Linked DNA regions of Homo sapiens: region 2 is linked to region 1. Evidence: read pairs that join two places in POLR2A ChIA-PET (ENCODE). Cell type or tissue: A673. All regions are shown on one strand. Each heading gives the region's core, and the rest is flanking DNA. Links, peaks and the distances in the headings are about the cores only. Region 1 holds the start of ITGB2-AS1 (ITGB2 antisense RNA 1). Region 2 has its middle 29 kb from the start of TSPEAR.

Region 1 (7,971 bases), core at 1,777-4,276:
GGGAGCCCTGCTCTCTGGTCAGTTGGCCTTCATGGGGGTGGGGAGGTGGGTGGAGGAATGAGGTTTAGTGGTCTGCGAAGGTGGCAGATCTTGTTTTGGTAGATGAGGGCATTATCTCCCACTGCCCCACCACATTCGAGCTGCTTTCAGTCGGCGTGGTGCTTTTGCTCTCTCTGACCATGCAATTGTCGTTCACTGCTGGGCCATGTGGACGGACTGGAATTACAGTTTCTTCTTCTCCGGTTTTCCCCCTGGAGTCCATCGTTGCTTAACTGTTTTCCTCGTTCCATCTCCTTTGAACATTGAGCATCTTCCCACCCCCAGGGGGCCTGGAAGACTTCCCAGCATAACTCCCCACCCAGCCAAGGCTACCGGTCAGTCTGTCCCTGGACAGGGGGTGACAGGTGAGCCTGTCTGGCAGCCCTTGCCAGGGGCTGTGAAATCTTCCTTTGGGTGAGTCAGGGAAGCAAGAATGCCACCTCCTCAGCTCTCTCCCTCAAGGAGGAGCCACACCACGCAGAGGAAGGCAGAGGAGGGAGGAACTGTGCTCCCAGTGTGGGAAGCTGCGTCGGGGGGTTGGGGGGGCACAGGCCCACCCAGGCCACAGGGGGATGGAGGCTGCCCCCAGCTTCTCGCAGCCCTCCCTCCTTCCTACACTCACCTGCCTTCCCCGGGGCAGATCTCCATTTCTGCATTGCACCCAGCCTGGTGGCCTGGGACCAGCCCTGATGGTCAGCCTGTTTGTATGGATCTGTGGGGGATCCCATGAGAAAGAGCTCGTTGGAGCACCCCACCTGGGGCACCCAACTCCATTTCCTGCCCCGAGCCCTCCCCACTCGCCTCCAGGGAGTGTGTGTCACCTCCTCCCCTCTGCCAGCCCTGCCTGCAGCCCTCTTCTCCGCCCCCGCCCCTGCCCCCAGCCTGCAAAAGGTCTCACCCGCCTTCAAAGGGAGCTGAATCAACACTGCAGAAGGAAGTCACTGGGGGGAAGAAGTGAAAAAGAAAAAAAAAGGCCTACGTGGGGGCAGGGTTGGGAGGAGACCAGAGTTGGGTTGCAGGGGAATTTGCAGGCAGGTTGGAGGGTGGGCGGGAGAGGGAAGTGTGGTGAGTGACTGGGAGGGAGCAGCGGTTCCCGGGTGGCCCCAGGGTCCTCGTGGGGGTGCTCTCCAGGCAGGAAGGGACTTTCTGCCACTTGGACATCTCCCTGTGGGGCCAGACCCCAGGGGTCTCCAGGGCTGGTTAGACTCCTTTCTCATCCCTTATGAACCTCACTGACCTGACTCTTCCCTTGGTGCTGCCAAAATATTGCAGCTCCCCAAGCACCTCTGTGAAGTGAGCCTGGAACCACCCTCTCCCCACTGGCCCTCTCCATCCTTAGCATCTTTCTTGACCTTCAAACCCTGCTCCTATGGGGTCTCCTCCGTGGAAACTTCCAGAATCCCACCTGTCACAGAGAGACCTCCTTCCCAAGCTCTGGGGTTGTGTGTTATGGGGGTGGAAGCTGGGCGAAGGGAAGCTGGGGGGCCCAGGCCAGTGTCCAGGATGGGAGGGCAGGAGAGCAGCCCTCAGGCTCTGAATCTCCTTCCCCATCTATGCTCACCGGCTGCCCCCGCTGCCTCCACGTGTGGACGCTGGGGGTCCCTCTCATCTGCCTTGTGTCATGGCTGACATGCTTGTCTCCTGAACTCGATGGTCTGTTCTGGAGCTCAGGGTCGGGCAGCCTCAGAGCACGCAGGTCTGCCAGGCAAGCACAGGGAAAGGCTCAACCAACCAACCCCTGATGACAGCAGGTAGTTTTCTGGAATACATAAGTGAAAGTGACTGCAAATGGAATTTCTGGGCTGACTGGAGGGAAAAGATTGTTCCCAGAATCCTGCTCCAGTCCTGCTCACTCACGCCTGGCTTCAGAACCTAGCTTGGTGATTCAGCAGATGAGAAACCCTGAGCAGTTGTACCCAGACATGCGGCCAGTTTCGCCCACCTGACTCCCTCGGCTCTTAGGGACGGACTCCTCAGTCCTAGCTTGGGATCAACATCTACTCTTTCCTGTGGCTGCTTGGCTGGAGGGCCCTGGGAAGCAGCCCGGCGTGGCCCCACGGATGCCGGTTGCCGGTGCTGCTACATTTCCTTCTGCGGTCGCCATTTCCTCATCAAAGCAAGAGGGCAGGGCAGCAGGCCTCCCGGCTCCGTGGAGCCTGTGATTTTTCACTCCGTGCAGCCACACCTGATATTTTTACACTAAACGCACCAATTACTCACTTGTCTCCACAAAGAAAAACGTGCACAGCCTCTGACTTCCAGCCTTGTGCAACAGGCACATCAGATGGGGGATAGTAAGATGAGTGCTGAGTGAGTCCCCGGAATGGAGGTCTGGGTCCCCCCATAGCAAGGTCACGGCTCTGGGAAGCCCCACGGTCCCTAGCCCCTCCCCTTCACTCCCTCCACCAGCCTTTATTTAATTAATTAATTAATTTATTTATTTATTGTATATATATTTTTTGAGACGGAGTCTCGCTCTGTTGTCCAGGCTGGAGTGCAGTGGCACGATCTTGGCTCACTGCAAGCTCCGCCTCCCAGGTTCACACCATTTTCCTGCCTCAGCCTCCCAAGTAGCTGGGACTACAGGCACCCGCCACCATGCCCAGCTAATTTTATTTTTATTGATTTATTTTTGTTGTTGTTGTATTTTTAGTAGAGACGAGGTTTCACCATGTTAGCCAGGATGGTCTCGAACTCCTGACCTCGTGATCCACCCGCCTCGGCCTCCAAAAGTGCTGGGATTACAGGCGTGAGCCCCCGCGCCCGGCCTCTAACAGCTGTTTTAATGCTCCGTGTGATCATTTCAGCATTGGGATTATCTCGGAGTTGGCATCTATTAGTTATCTTTTCTCTTACAAGTTCTCAAGGTTTTCTTTGTTGCTGTTTGAGTACTTTTGGGTTGTATCATGGACATTTTGAATATTATTTAATAAGACTCTGGATTCTACTAAAATCCTCTGGACAACAATGATCTTTTTGTTTTGCTAGCAGTCAGTCTGGTTAGGGTTAGACCACAAGTCCAGACCTGCCTCTTGTGGGCTGTGGTTCTCATGTGAGTTCAGTTTTTATTTTTTCTTTTCTTTTTCCTTCCTTCCTTCCTTCCTTCCTTCCTTCCTTCCTTCCTTCCTTCCTTCCTTCCTTCCCTCCCTCCCTCCCTTCCTTCTTCCTTTCTTTCTTTCTGACAGGATCTTACTCTGTCACCCAGGCTGGAGTGCAGTGGTGTGATCTTGGCTCACCATAGCCTTGGCAACGTAGCGAGACCTAGTCTCTATTAAAAAAAGAAAGAAAGAAACAACAGCAACAAAAAGAAAATTTACGGAATTGTGCAATCATCACCACAATCTAATTTCAGAGCATTTCCACCCCCTGAAAGATCCTTCTGCTCATTTGCAGTCACTTCCTCCTAGCTCCTTTAAAAAAAAAAAAAAGATATAAACTATTTTAAGAATACAGAACAGCATGGAGAGCACTAGTACCAATCCCCAAACAGCTACCTCTCATCTTACCAAATCTTAACATGTTGCCTGACTTGCCCAGAACTTTTTCTTCCTTTTTAGTAAAGAAAACTCTACAATAGAACTTTGAAGCCCTCTGCTTCCATCTCCCAGGCCCGTAGCCTTCTCTGTCTTCAGGGGTAACCACTGTCCTGCTCTAGGGGTGTGTGGGTCTGCAGGGACGAGGTGCATGTTATTCTTCAATGCCTCCTTCTACATTTTGCTTTTCAGAAGAATCTCAGTGTTACGGATCTGTGGGTCACGAGGCTTCAGAGCAGCACTTCAAGGGCTCTTATTCATTACCCCGTAGCGTGAGTGTGGCACCATGGATGTATGTGATCTAGGCTATATTTGGGTCCACTTTTCAGGAGTGCTGTTTTTTTTCTTTCATGCCATCCTTTGGACAGCATCTAATTTCATTCAATTGTGTCCGTGAATTTGGCCTCCTTATGGTCTTTGTGCTTTAGAATATGTGGTTATTTCCCTTGTGGTCTAGTAATTATGTGTTTATCATTGTCCCACTTTGTAACATAATTGTGTTTAAGTTGGAGACGAATGGTTACGTTCCTCAAATTCTCTACCTGCCAAATTTGCATTTCTATTTGATTTTTTCTTGTTTGTTTGTTGTTGTTTTTGTTTTTGAGTAAGAGTTTCCTTCTCATCACCCAGGCTGGAATGCAGTGGCACAATCTCGGCTCACTGCAACCTCTGCCTCCTAGGTTTGAGTGATTCTCCTGCCTCAGCCTCCCAAGTAGCTGGGATTACAGGCATGCGCCACCATGCCCAGCTAATTTTTGTATTTTTAGTAGAGACAGGGTTTTGCCATGTTGGCCAGGCTGGTCTTGAACTCCTAACCTCAGGTGATCCGCTCACATCAGCCTCCCAAAGTGCTGGGATTGCAGGTGTGAGCCACCGCGACTGGCCTGATGTGTTTATTTCTGAGAGAGATCTGTTAGAGATATTTGCTGTTTGGGGCTGTGTCAGTTTGCTTATATATTTGTCAGTCTTTGTTTTATATATTTTGAAGTTCGGCACACAAAGGATTATGGCTGCTGAACTGTCTGTGGATTCTGACTCTCATTGGCTACATCTTCCTTTGTCCATTTGATGCATTTTGCTTTGATTTCTATCTTTTTGATGTTACACGATATCTTCGTTAGTATTTTCTAGCACATACGTGTATTTTCCGTTTCTTTATTTTCAGCCTTCAGTGTTCTCTTTTAACAGTTTATCTGATAGAGAGCCTTTCTTACACTTTTTACTTTTTAATTGTGATAAAATATACATAACATAAATTCACCATTTTAACCATTTGAAGTTATGCATTTCCGTGGCATTAAGGACACTTAGTACTGTGCAACCATCACCACCAACTTCTCCAAAACCATTTCATCTTGCAAAACGGGAACTTTATACCCGCGAAATAATAACTTTACACTTCCTTGAAATGTTTTTTTAATCTTACTACAAAAAATTTCACACATCTACAGAAGTAGAGAGAATAGATTAGTGAAGCCCCATGTCCCCAACAGTGGCTTCAAAAATAATCAACTCACAGGTGATCTTGTTGTATCAACACCTCTCCCGACTCTCCCCCAACCCAACCCACCCCTCTTTATTGGGAAATAAATCTGAAACATTATACTGCACCATCTGCAAATATTTCAACATGTAACTCTAAAAGATGGGGACTTTTTAACATAACCACAAACCATTGTCACACTTAAAACAATTAACAATGATTTTAAAATATGGTCCATGCATTGCAATTGGTTCTATTAAGAGATTAAATCTCTTAATCTAAAGGGTCTCTCTCCCTTCGTCTCTCCTCTTGTACTGTGCTGTTTGCCTTGTGAGGGTTTCTTCAGCCTGGATTTTGCTAATTGCATCCCTACGATGTCATCTAACACACCCTCCTGATGCTTCTTTGTAGATCTAAAAAGTTCGACCTGATTCAGGCTCAATAGTAACATTTGTTCTTTCTATTTTTCTTGATTTCTATTGTTATTTCATCAAGACTAATTCATTAAAGGTGTGTGCATAACGTCTGCTGCGTCCGTGACGTTCGCAGCGAGGGTCATTGCTTACTTTAAGTCATCAGCGGGTGTAGTAGAATGGTATTCTCTTTCTGTCCTTCTTCATTATTTTCTAGGCTAAGTCTGTAATGAGAAGATACCCTTGACAGAGAACATTTCATTGGAACTTGTTTTGTCTCTTTATTTCTAAAACCCAACGCAAGACCTTGTTGATTTAAAACAAGAAAATGTAACCCATTCACAGGTGCTGTGATTCCTGATGGGTTTGAAATTATTCCCAATGTTTTATTGTTTGGTTTTTATTTACCTTTCTTGTTTGTTCTATTTTCCCTTACTTTTTTCTTTTAAAGGATTTGCCTTTTTTTTTTTTTTTTTTTCTCAGTTACCCAGACTGGAGTGCAGTGGTGTAAGCATGGTTCACCGTAGCCTCAACCTCTTGGGCTCAAGCAATTCTCCCACCTCAGCCTCCCAAGTAGCCTGGACCATATCGCGTGCTACCATGCCTGGCGAATTCTTAGAAAATTTTTTTGTAGAGATGAGGGTCTGGGTCTCCAAATGTTGCCTAGGCTGGTCTCGAACTCCTGGGCTCAAGTGATCCTCCCACCTCGGCCTCCCAAAGTGCTGGGATTACAAGTTTGAGCCACCATGCCCAAAATAAAGATTTGTCATATTTTTTTTCAGGTATATACATGCTATTTTTATTCTTAAGGAGACTCTTGAATTGTTAGCATATATACTTAGATATTTTCTATCAAAATGCCCACTGACAAGCATCTATATTCCTCCCCAGATAGGATGGAACGGCAATGTGCTCCCTGGCCCCTCCCAACCCAGTCCTCTAGGCGTTTTGTTTCACAGCGTTAATATTCTTACCACTATTTTTTAAATCAACAGGTTATGACATCATAATTTTTACTTATTTCTTTGCCCAACTTTGTATCATCTGCTCTTGTATTTCTCATGGATTTCTTCATGTCTATTTCTGCAAGACATCTTTAAAACAGAGTTTAGGAGCCGGGAGCCATGGCTCACGCCAGTAATCCCAGCACTTTGGAAGGCAGAGGTGGATGGATCACTTGAAGCCAGGAGTTCAAGACCAGCCTGGTCAACATAGTGAAACCCTGTCTCTACTAAGAATACAAAAATTACCCAGGCGTGGTGGTACATGTGCCTGTAATCCCAGCTACTTGGGAGGCTGAGGCAGGAGAATTGCTTGAACCCGGGAGGCAGAGGTTGCAGTGAGCTGAGATCACGCCACTGCACTCCAGCCTGGGTGACAAAAGCAAAACTCTGTCTCAAAAAAAACTGAAAACATAAAAATAAATAAATAAATAAAACAGAGTTTAGGGTAGTAATGTGTCTGAGTCCTTGCTCTGAAGATGTCTGATTTGGGTTTTTTTTCTAGGTATAATCTCTTTCCCTCCTCTTCCTCCTCCTCCTCCTCTCCCTTCTCTCTCTCTCTGAGCCTGTAGTATTTTCCCTTTCGTGTTCTGTGGTATCCTCCTAATGTCCCTAGTTAACAGGACCTCATCCATCCATCCCTGGGGTGTTCAGTGGCCTCGCAATCCACGTCCCCGCCCAGATCCGCAGCCTTCCTCCTGTGACCTGAGTGTCTCCTCCTCGCTGTCCCTGTTCTGTCCCCTCCCGCCCTCACATGCAGGTGGATGTCAATGCGTGCACGCACCCAGGTTTTCTTGCCTGTTCCCACCTCTTTATCCTCCTTGGCTGGTTCCTCCGCTCCATTCTCTGGCTCAGGAATTTGCTCCCCAGGGTTTTTCATTCCGCTCTGTAGCAGAATGTGCTACTGTTGCTTTCCAGCATCAAACTTTTCACTCCCATGGCCTCTGTGTTCTTCTTCCTAATGGGTGCCCTTTCTGCCTGGCGCTCCTGGAGGCCGGGCCCCTCTCCCAAGTGTGAATCTGATGGAAGCAGGTCCTTCTCGCCGGGACCTCATGTGAGAAATGACATGTCCCACCTGTCTCAAGGGGCCGCTCTCTGACATCAGAGCTGCTGTAGAGCGGAGAGGGGCAGGGGTGAAGGGCCACGGTGGTGCAACCCACCACTTCCTCCAAGGAGGAGCTGAGAGGAACAGGAAGTGTCAGGACTTTACGACCCGCGCCTCCAGCTGAGGTTTCTAGACGTGACCCAGGGCAGACTGGTAGCAAAGCCCCCACGCCCAGCCAGGAGCACCGCCGAGGACTCCAGCACACCGAGGGTGAGTGTGCAGAGGCCCCGCTATGTCCACGGTGATTTTTGGAGGGAAGCACTCTCCTGCCCCAGCCTGGAGTGACCCTGGTGGCCCTGCTTATAGCCCCGGCCCAGGGGTGTCTGGCAGGAAGGGGTCTCCAGACCGTCTGCTCCAGGGTCCCCTTTGAGACCCGGCAAGGGGAAGTGCCTGCCAC
Region 2 (7,112 bases), core at 430-2,929, 180 kb after region 1:
CTCAGAATTAAATATGGATCCAGATTTTTACATTACCCATCCCCTTTTGTTCCTTCTGAGCTGCAGTTGGAGATGGCTGGTTGGTTCACAGGAATAAGCAGGGTTAGTCTAAAATGTAGGCAAAACGCAAAAACAACGAATGAGTCTAGAGTTTAATGACAAACGTATGATAAGTTTTGAAACATAATGTCTCTCTCCAGTCCTCATTTTTAAAAACAAATCATGATAGGACTGAGTTGTTTGCAAAACAGACTTTAGTCTTATACTTGGCCTGATTATTTGCATAAAGAGCAGCAAGCATAATTATTTTAACGTGGGCCTTTTAGATTTACATGGGCTTTGATGGAACTCTGTTTCACAAGGAATGTCAGATAGGCCTTTCTAAAGCTGAGATTGTACCCTCAAATACTTGTAAGCTGGGTAAACAACTCTCTTCTTGAGGTCCCAATAGCATGGAGTTCCTGGACCTGTTAGAAAGTGACATGCTTTACTCACCACAGGTTAGGAACCCTGTATGGGGACTGTGTAGACCAGTTATGAGGCCAGTTTTCCCAAGGGTCTTTTGTTGGCTCTGCAAATCGAGCTTGACTCCTTAAAGGTGAGCATACCCTTCTAGTCAAAGCCTTGGTAAAACAACCAGTTTCTCCAATTGTGTCTTGTTGCAAAAGAAAATGGATTCTTATTGCACTGATGCAAACAACTATATTGTCATAAGTTAAGAATACTTACAACTAGTTTCCAAATCCCGGAGAAGCCAGGCAGAGAGAGAGACAAATATGTTCCAAATTGTGTTCACAGTAGTATACCTTACTTAGTTATTAAAGGCCATAAATAGCTCAAAATGTTTCCTTGACTCTAAAAACAAAAGGATCAGCAATTTTCCAAGCAAAAGTAAAAAATATTACTTCAGTTTTCTATTAGTTCAGTCCTTTCAGTTAACTCTTGTTTTACTTGCTATTTGTGAACATTTCAGCTCTTCATGAGTCTGGTACATTTTTCCTTTATTCTAATGTCACAATCTCCAAAATTATTAGAAACCTGCATTTGAGAGCACCTGGTGAAGTTCTGTAGCTGATTATAAACCATCCTTTGAAGAGGATCAAAACAAGACAACAATTGTCTATGAATAACAAAATGTCCAGGGTAGTTACAGTCAGAAACACAACTGACAAATACATTTGGTTATCTCCATAGTTTACAATAACTTAACAACCTTAATTGTGATCGATAGCATATACTCAGACATTAGAATTTTAGAAATCCCATACAACTTTGGAACATATATTAATATTATTCCCTAAAATATAACCTGAGGAATATTAAAGATCATTTTGGTAATCCCATGTACCTAACTGTGTCAGGTAATCCTGTTTACCTCTCTTCTGGGTGCTCCAGGGGCCCTCTGTGGCATCCAAAAGCCAGGGATCAGGAAAGACAATTTTTGAAACAGGAATTTGATTTTGGGAAGCCTGTCAAATATGTTAGAAGTTTAAAGAGTTGATGTTATGAAATAGAATTCCAGATTTCCATAAGTTATTTATTTCACCAAAATGATGACTCAGACATTTTTTTAAGAAGCAAAAACTTTTTATAACCCTTTACAAATTTTGCTAGATAGCAGATTAGTGTCTTAAGAGAACCCTTTTGGGCTTTTATTTCAATGCTCAATTTATGGAAAAGCCATAAACTAAAGTCACGTGAGCTAAAAGGTACCACAGCTTTTATCTTACCTTTAAAAAATATTTGATCCAAGTGCTTATCCTTCCTTAAGTCAATTAATTAGAGCTCTTTTTTAATAGACATCACACACACAACACATATATAACTACACAGGCAGAAGAAGATTCAGTAGCTATAATATTTTTCATAATTGGATTGTTGGCCTCTGGGTGGAGCCCTTTAAGAGCAAGACTAGGAAAACATGCAGTTTCCAGGCTCTCATAAGCAAATATAGCTGGGAGACAAAAACAGATTTTGAGAGGGATCCATCTGCCTCTAATTCCTGGGGCTCCATGAGGAAATCAGAGGTCTCTCATCTTTCATGTGTGCATTAAGAGTGGCAAGGCAAAATGGAGAAAAATAATTCAGTTGACTGAGAAAAAACCTCTTTCCAGCAAAACAAGATCCAAGAAGAGAAAAACAAAGGCCTTTTAAATATACCTGTAACTTGGATATCCACTTTTAATTAAGCTGAGTGCTCTTTAATAAAATCCTTTTAAATCTCATTACCCAGCTTTAGCCATGCCAAGCGGCCAATATTTCTGGCTTTCAAACTTTTCTGAAGGTTCAGAGAAAGGAAAATCCAAGGCAGTTTGTGGAGGGGAAGGGAATCAACAAATGGCAAAGGTCATGTAGATATCAAACCAGAAAGAACTCATTCCCTAAGCCAGGATTGGACCTGGGCCGCCATTGTAAAATGGTGAAGGCTAAACCAAAGCACTGCCATGTCGCTACAGGTCATGCTCCCAAGGACATAAAACAAGATGGAGGCCTGCAGCAAAGTTTGCTACTGACCATACAGAAAGACATGCAGAGCACACCAGATTGGCTGTAGCTTAAGACCAACTCACAAATCTTTCCTTCCTTCCTTCCTTCCTTCCTTCCTTCCTTCCTTCCTTCCTTCCTTCCTTTCTTTCTTTCTGTCTCTCCTCTCTCTCATCTTTCTCTCTCTTCTCTCTTTCCTTCTTTCTTTCCTTCCTTCTTTCCTTCCCTCCCTCCCTCCCTCCTCCTTCCTTCCTTCCTTCCTTCCTTCCTTTCTTTCTGTCTCTCCTCTCTCTCATCTTTCTCTCTCTTCTCTCTTTCCTTCTTTCTTTCCTTCCTTCTTTCCTTCCCTCCCTCCCTCCCCCTTCCTTCCTTCCTTCCTTCCTTCCTTCCTTCCTTCCCTCCTTCCTTCCTTCCTTCCTTCCTTCCTTCCTAGTTTTTTACTCTTGTTGCCCAGGCTGGAGTGCAGTGGCGCAATCTTAGCTCACTGCAACCTCTGCCTTCTGGGTTCAAGTGATTTTCCTACCTCAGCCTCCTGAGTAGCTGGGATTACAGGTGCGCACCACCATGCCCAGCTAATTTTTTGTATTTTTAGTAGAGACAGGATTTCATCATGTTGGCCAGGCTGGTCTTGAACTCCTGACCTTAGGTGATCCACCCACCTCGACCTCCCAAAGTGCAGGGATTACAGATGTGAGCCACTGCAGCTGGCCTACAAATCCTTTTTCATAATTAAAACTTTACAGAGAAAAACAGTGATAGCTAGGGTTCTGGCCTACTAAAGTGCTTTCTAAAAGGGGGAAAAAAACCCTCTCACTTAAAAGTTAACTCCTGACCTGGTGGAGAAAAGAAAAAAAGCTTAAAGTGCAGGGTTGGAAAGATGCCTTGGGAAAGAACCTCTTATTCTTATACAAATAGTTTCCTCCAACAGGGAGAGAAACTTACTGCTGTTTCTTCCCTAGGGCTTGAATGGAGCTGGACTCCTCAGTCATGGAATGAGGAGACACCATGGACATATGGTGGGGAATGCTGGCCAGCCTGCCACATGCAGCCTTTGAGCTATGCACCCCAGCCCCAGCTGGGAGGGGAGGCCAGGCGGGCGGGGAGTTGCCGCTTGCCCATCTGTCCCAAACAATGAAGGAAAATGCCATAGAAAGTCTGGGTCGGACCGAGGCCGACATTCTTGACCCCTGGGAGTGGCAAGGGTGGGGGCCTGTTTCCTTTACCTTCAGAAGAAGTCTGAGGACAAATAGGCTCAAAAACAAAAGGGAAAAAGATGTTTTGGTCCGCATTTACTCACCTTTGCTCGTGTCCCTGTATGGGCCACCAAAATGATGCAGGATTTTTACTCCTTAGCTCAGCTAAAACCTGGGTTCTTGTCCCATTACCAGGAAAAAATTAGGCACGTGGACATGTTGAAAGGTGAGATTTATTAAAAGAAAGCTCTTGGCAAAAATAAAATGAGGTCCTGCCAACAGGGTCGCACCTCACAGATTGAATTCCAGGCCACCACATACAAGCCGAAGAGGCCAGGCTCCTCCCCGCTGCACAAGGCATGCACTTCCCATGCCTCCACCCCATTCTCCCAGTGCACAGGGGGGCCCCCAGTCCGTTGCAAGCATGTGCAGACAAGACTCTGGGCAGGTTCCCTCATCTACACAAAAGTATCTGATATAAACACTTGTGGGGTGGGCTGGAGATTCTGTGGGGACCCTCACTTACCTGCCTCCTGCATCTGTCATCATTTTGTGATAGAATGAAACTGAGCCCTGCAGAAATTAAAAAGCAAAGAGATAATAATGTCTTGGCCATTAATAAGTCTGGAGCTTAGGATGAGTATTTTGAAAACTGTGCTAAATGTCTTATTTAAGCTAGAATTGGCATTGTGTTGTTGTTCATGTGATCTAAGTCAAGTCAGGACTGATAGGACCGAATGGACAAGTGGAAACATAGCAGCTGGGCAGCAAGAAGAAAGACTTGTGTCCAAATGCAAAGTGACTCTGGATTTATAGTATGCACTACAGTCTACTGCTGTGTAACAAACTGTCCCCAAACAGTAGCTTAAAACAGCCAAATGTATTATGCCACACAGTTTCTAGGAGTCAGGGACTAGAAGCTTAGTTGGTGGTTCTTGTTCAGAACATCTTATGAGGTTGCAGTTAGATGTTGGCTGGGGATGCATCATCTGCAGTGTTTAAAAGGAGTGTCACTTTTAAGAAAGCTTCCTCACAGGGCTGGCAGTCAGTTTGTGCTTTAGTTCTGTACCATATGGCCTGTCCAGCAGGATAGCCTGGACTTTTTTACATGGCAGCTGGGCTCTGAGAGATGGGGGAGAGGAAGAAAGAGAGGGAGAGGGAGTTCTGATGTGTGTCCTTTTCCTTAAAGATTTATTACTGGTCCATCAGAAGGAAATGTGAAACTTCCCACTTCCTCCTCCTTGAGATGCTACAAATATACAACTGACCTTGGGGCTGAGGTGCAGGGGCAGAAGTGGAGCTCTCATGGCCCAGAACAGAGAGGATGCAGAGCGGCATTTCACAGCATGCTGTTTGGGTAACATGATACCCTAGGTCTAGGAGCAATAGATGCATAAATGGATGGCTGGGCAGGTGGATGGACAGAGGGAGGGACACTGAAGCTTGTCCCAGGTGTCTCCTACATGGACTTGGGATCTACACTGCCATCTTTGCTTTCTTCCTACATTGTCATTGCTTGAACAGGACTGCCCCAGGAGAAATGTGTTTTTTGGCAAGTGCAGGGGCTAGAAAAGGAGCAGTTAAGGATAACAGCCACTGTACCCACTCTACCTTCAGAGCACCCTATTGCGGCCTCAACATCCCTTTTTTAATGCCAACTTTTCACTTTACATTTCAAGAAAATAATATGTCTCTTAAAGCTCTTGGGCCTGGATCCTCTGAGGACTGCATGCCCTTGAGAGAGTGGGGCTAGCCCCTGGTTGAAGACCTTTTTTCTAAGGTTGCTATCGATTCACTCCCCTTGCATCTCTTAAGTCTGGTATAGTTGTCCCTCCTTTCTTGCTCCTCTCTCACTGGGATTATTGCCACTGCCTCTGTGGGGATGTATATGGTTTTGGCCTGTCCAGCACCCACTCATCTTTCCCCTGCTAACAGCTGCCTGGCTGGCCTTGGGGCCTATGCCATTCAGGGGACTTGGGGCTCCTGGCTCCAGGACAGGAGAAAGCTTGGAAACATGGTGTATTCCTCTTGATTTCATGTGTGCTGAGTGGAAAGGTAAGGCTCGTCAGGGTTTCCCAGGTCAGAGGCTGACCCCTGTGGAGGACACCAGGCAGCTGCTGCTCAGAGGTCTCTGCAGGAAGGACAGAGAGCCCAATTAGCTGGTGCTTGCCAGACCAAGGCCTTGACTCAGATTGAGTATTTTGAGTAGCGATGCGGGAACATGATTTAGAGTTGCATAGAGTGATGATGACTTCCTCCAATCCATTTCTGCCAGCTGCTGGATTCATACATCCTTCGAAAGATGGTTGTTTGCCATCTTTGCTTCTCTTAATGATCTATCTGGGATCTTGTGTCATGGAAAATGTCCAGATGTATCGTCTTCATTTGAGTGGCTGCATAGTGTCCCTTGAATTGGCATCCCAACCTTTACTCAGTCCCCTCTGTATTGACAGCCAATTTGTTTCCATCTTCTGTTCTTAAACAGCACTGCCATAATATTTTGGTTCTCATGTTGTTATATGTATGTGGAGGTAAATCTGTATATATAAAAAAAAAGTCCCAAACAGGAATCACTGGGTCAGAGGTATTGCCATTTTAAATACTGAGAGATTGCCCCCAAATAAACATGACTTGTACATTCCACCAGGTGCATAAGAGCCATGTTGCCTTTCATAAACAAAGAAAACATTTGGTTCTGGTTCTGCCTTCATGACAGTTTGTGGTGAGCTCTTAAGGCCTCTAATGAGCTTTCTGGTGAATGTCGGCTCCTTTGCGAGCATATCTTGATTGAGAATCTCCTGCACTCTCCTTTTTGGATGCTCTGGCATCCACCAGCATGTTCTCTGCCTGAAACTCCTGTCCCCCTTGTTTTTCCACCCCAAAACCCCTTCTTCAAAACCTGTCTTATGCACCCTGTCTTTCAGGAAGCCCTCCCTGCCACGCCCAGGCTGAGTCTCTTGTCTTCCATGCTCTGAGGTTCTTCCTCCATCTTTGGATTCAAACTCCACTGTTCAAGTGGGCTGTTAGAAGAAGCAGGCTGCCTGTTTAATGGATGAGGGCTGGGCTGAGAGGGGAGACAATTTGGGGGAAATCATTTATTTCCCTCATCCATTTGGAAGAAACTTCCTCTATTACTCAAAATGCTTTGGAATATGACACCTTTTAAATTCATTTTCCCCCAAATCACTCTTCACGCTGCATTTTTGACCAGTGGGAGAAAAACCAGAGTCCACGCAGTGGCAGGCTATCCCTATCCTTTGTTCTGCCTGCTGTTTGGCCAAGCAGTGGTGTGTAAGGGAAGAGGGCTCCCCATGCCTGCTCTCCTCCCTCACATCCACATCTCATCCTCCTTCAGCTCTGTCTGTCCAGCCTTTAAAATGTGTTATTTTTATCCAAGCATCATTTCTCCAGGATATCCTAGATCCTCCCAACAGT

The links. Peaks named below come from ENCODE experiments on the same cell type or tissue, not always from the same donor. Only the 100,000 strongest peaks of a DNase experiment are listed, where the experiment ranks them.
Region 2: POLR2A ChIA-PET joins it to region 1 with 5 read pairs; 2 of 35 experiments call an interaction of 5 or more read pairs at or near these places.

What each region holds. Positions count from the first base shown.
Region 1 is chr21:44,920,634-44,928,604 of GRCh38, reverse strand. ITGB2-AS1 (ITGB2 antisense RNA 1) reads right to left here and starts at 7,570. Exons shown (of 3, transcript NR_038316.1): 1 at 7,278-7,570; 2 at 1,601-1,737; 3 at 1-751. ITGB2 (integrin subunit beta 2) reads left to right here and starts at 7,706. Exons shown (of 16, transcript NM_000211.5): 1 at 7,706-7,784. RefSeq lists enhancers at 276-1,475, 820-1,707, 1,708-2,597. In A673, for the core only: no CTCF peak of the experiment used is centred there; DNase peaks (open chromatin) are centred at 2,984, 3,304 and 3,804; H3K4me3 peaks cover 622 bases; H3K27ac peaks cover 2,500 bases.
Region 2 is chr21:44,737,404-44,744,515 of GRCh38, reverse strand. No RefSeq gene overlaps it. Among named protein-coding and RNA genes, the nearest start is that of TSPEAR, 29 kb to the right of the region's middle. In A673, for the core only: CTCF peaks have their summits at 1,683 and 1,885 (motif pointing right); a DNase peak (open chromatin) is centred at 1,925; H3K27ac peaks cover 1,040 bases.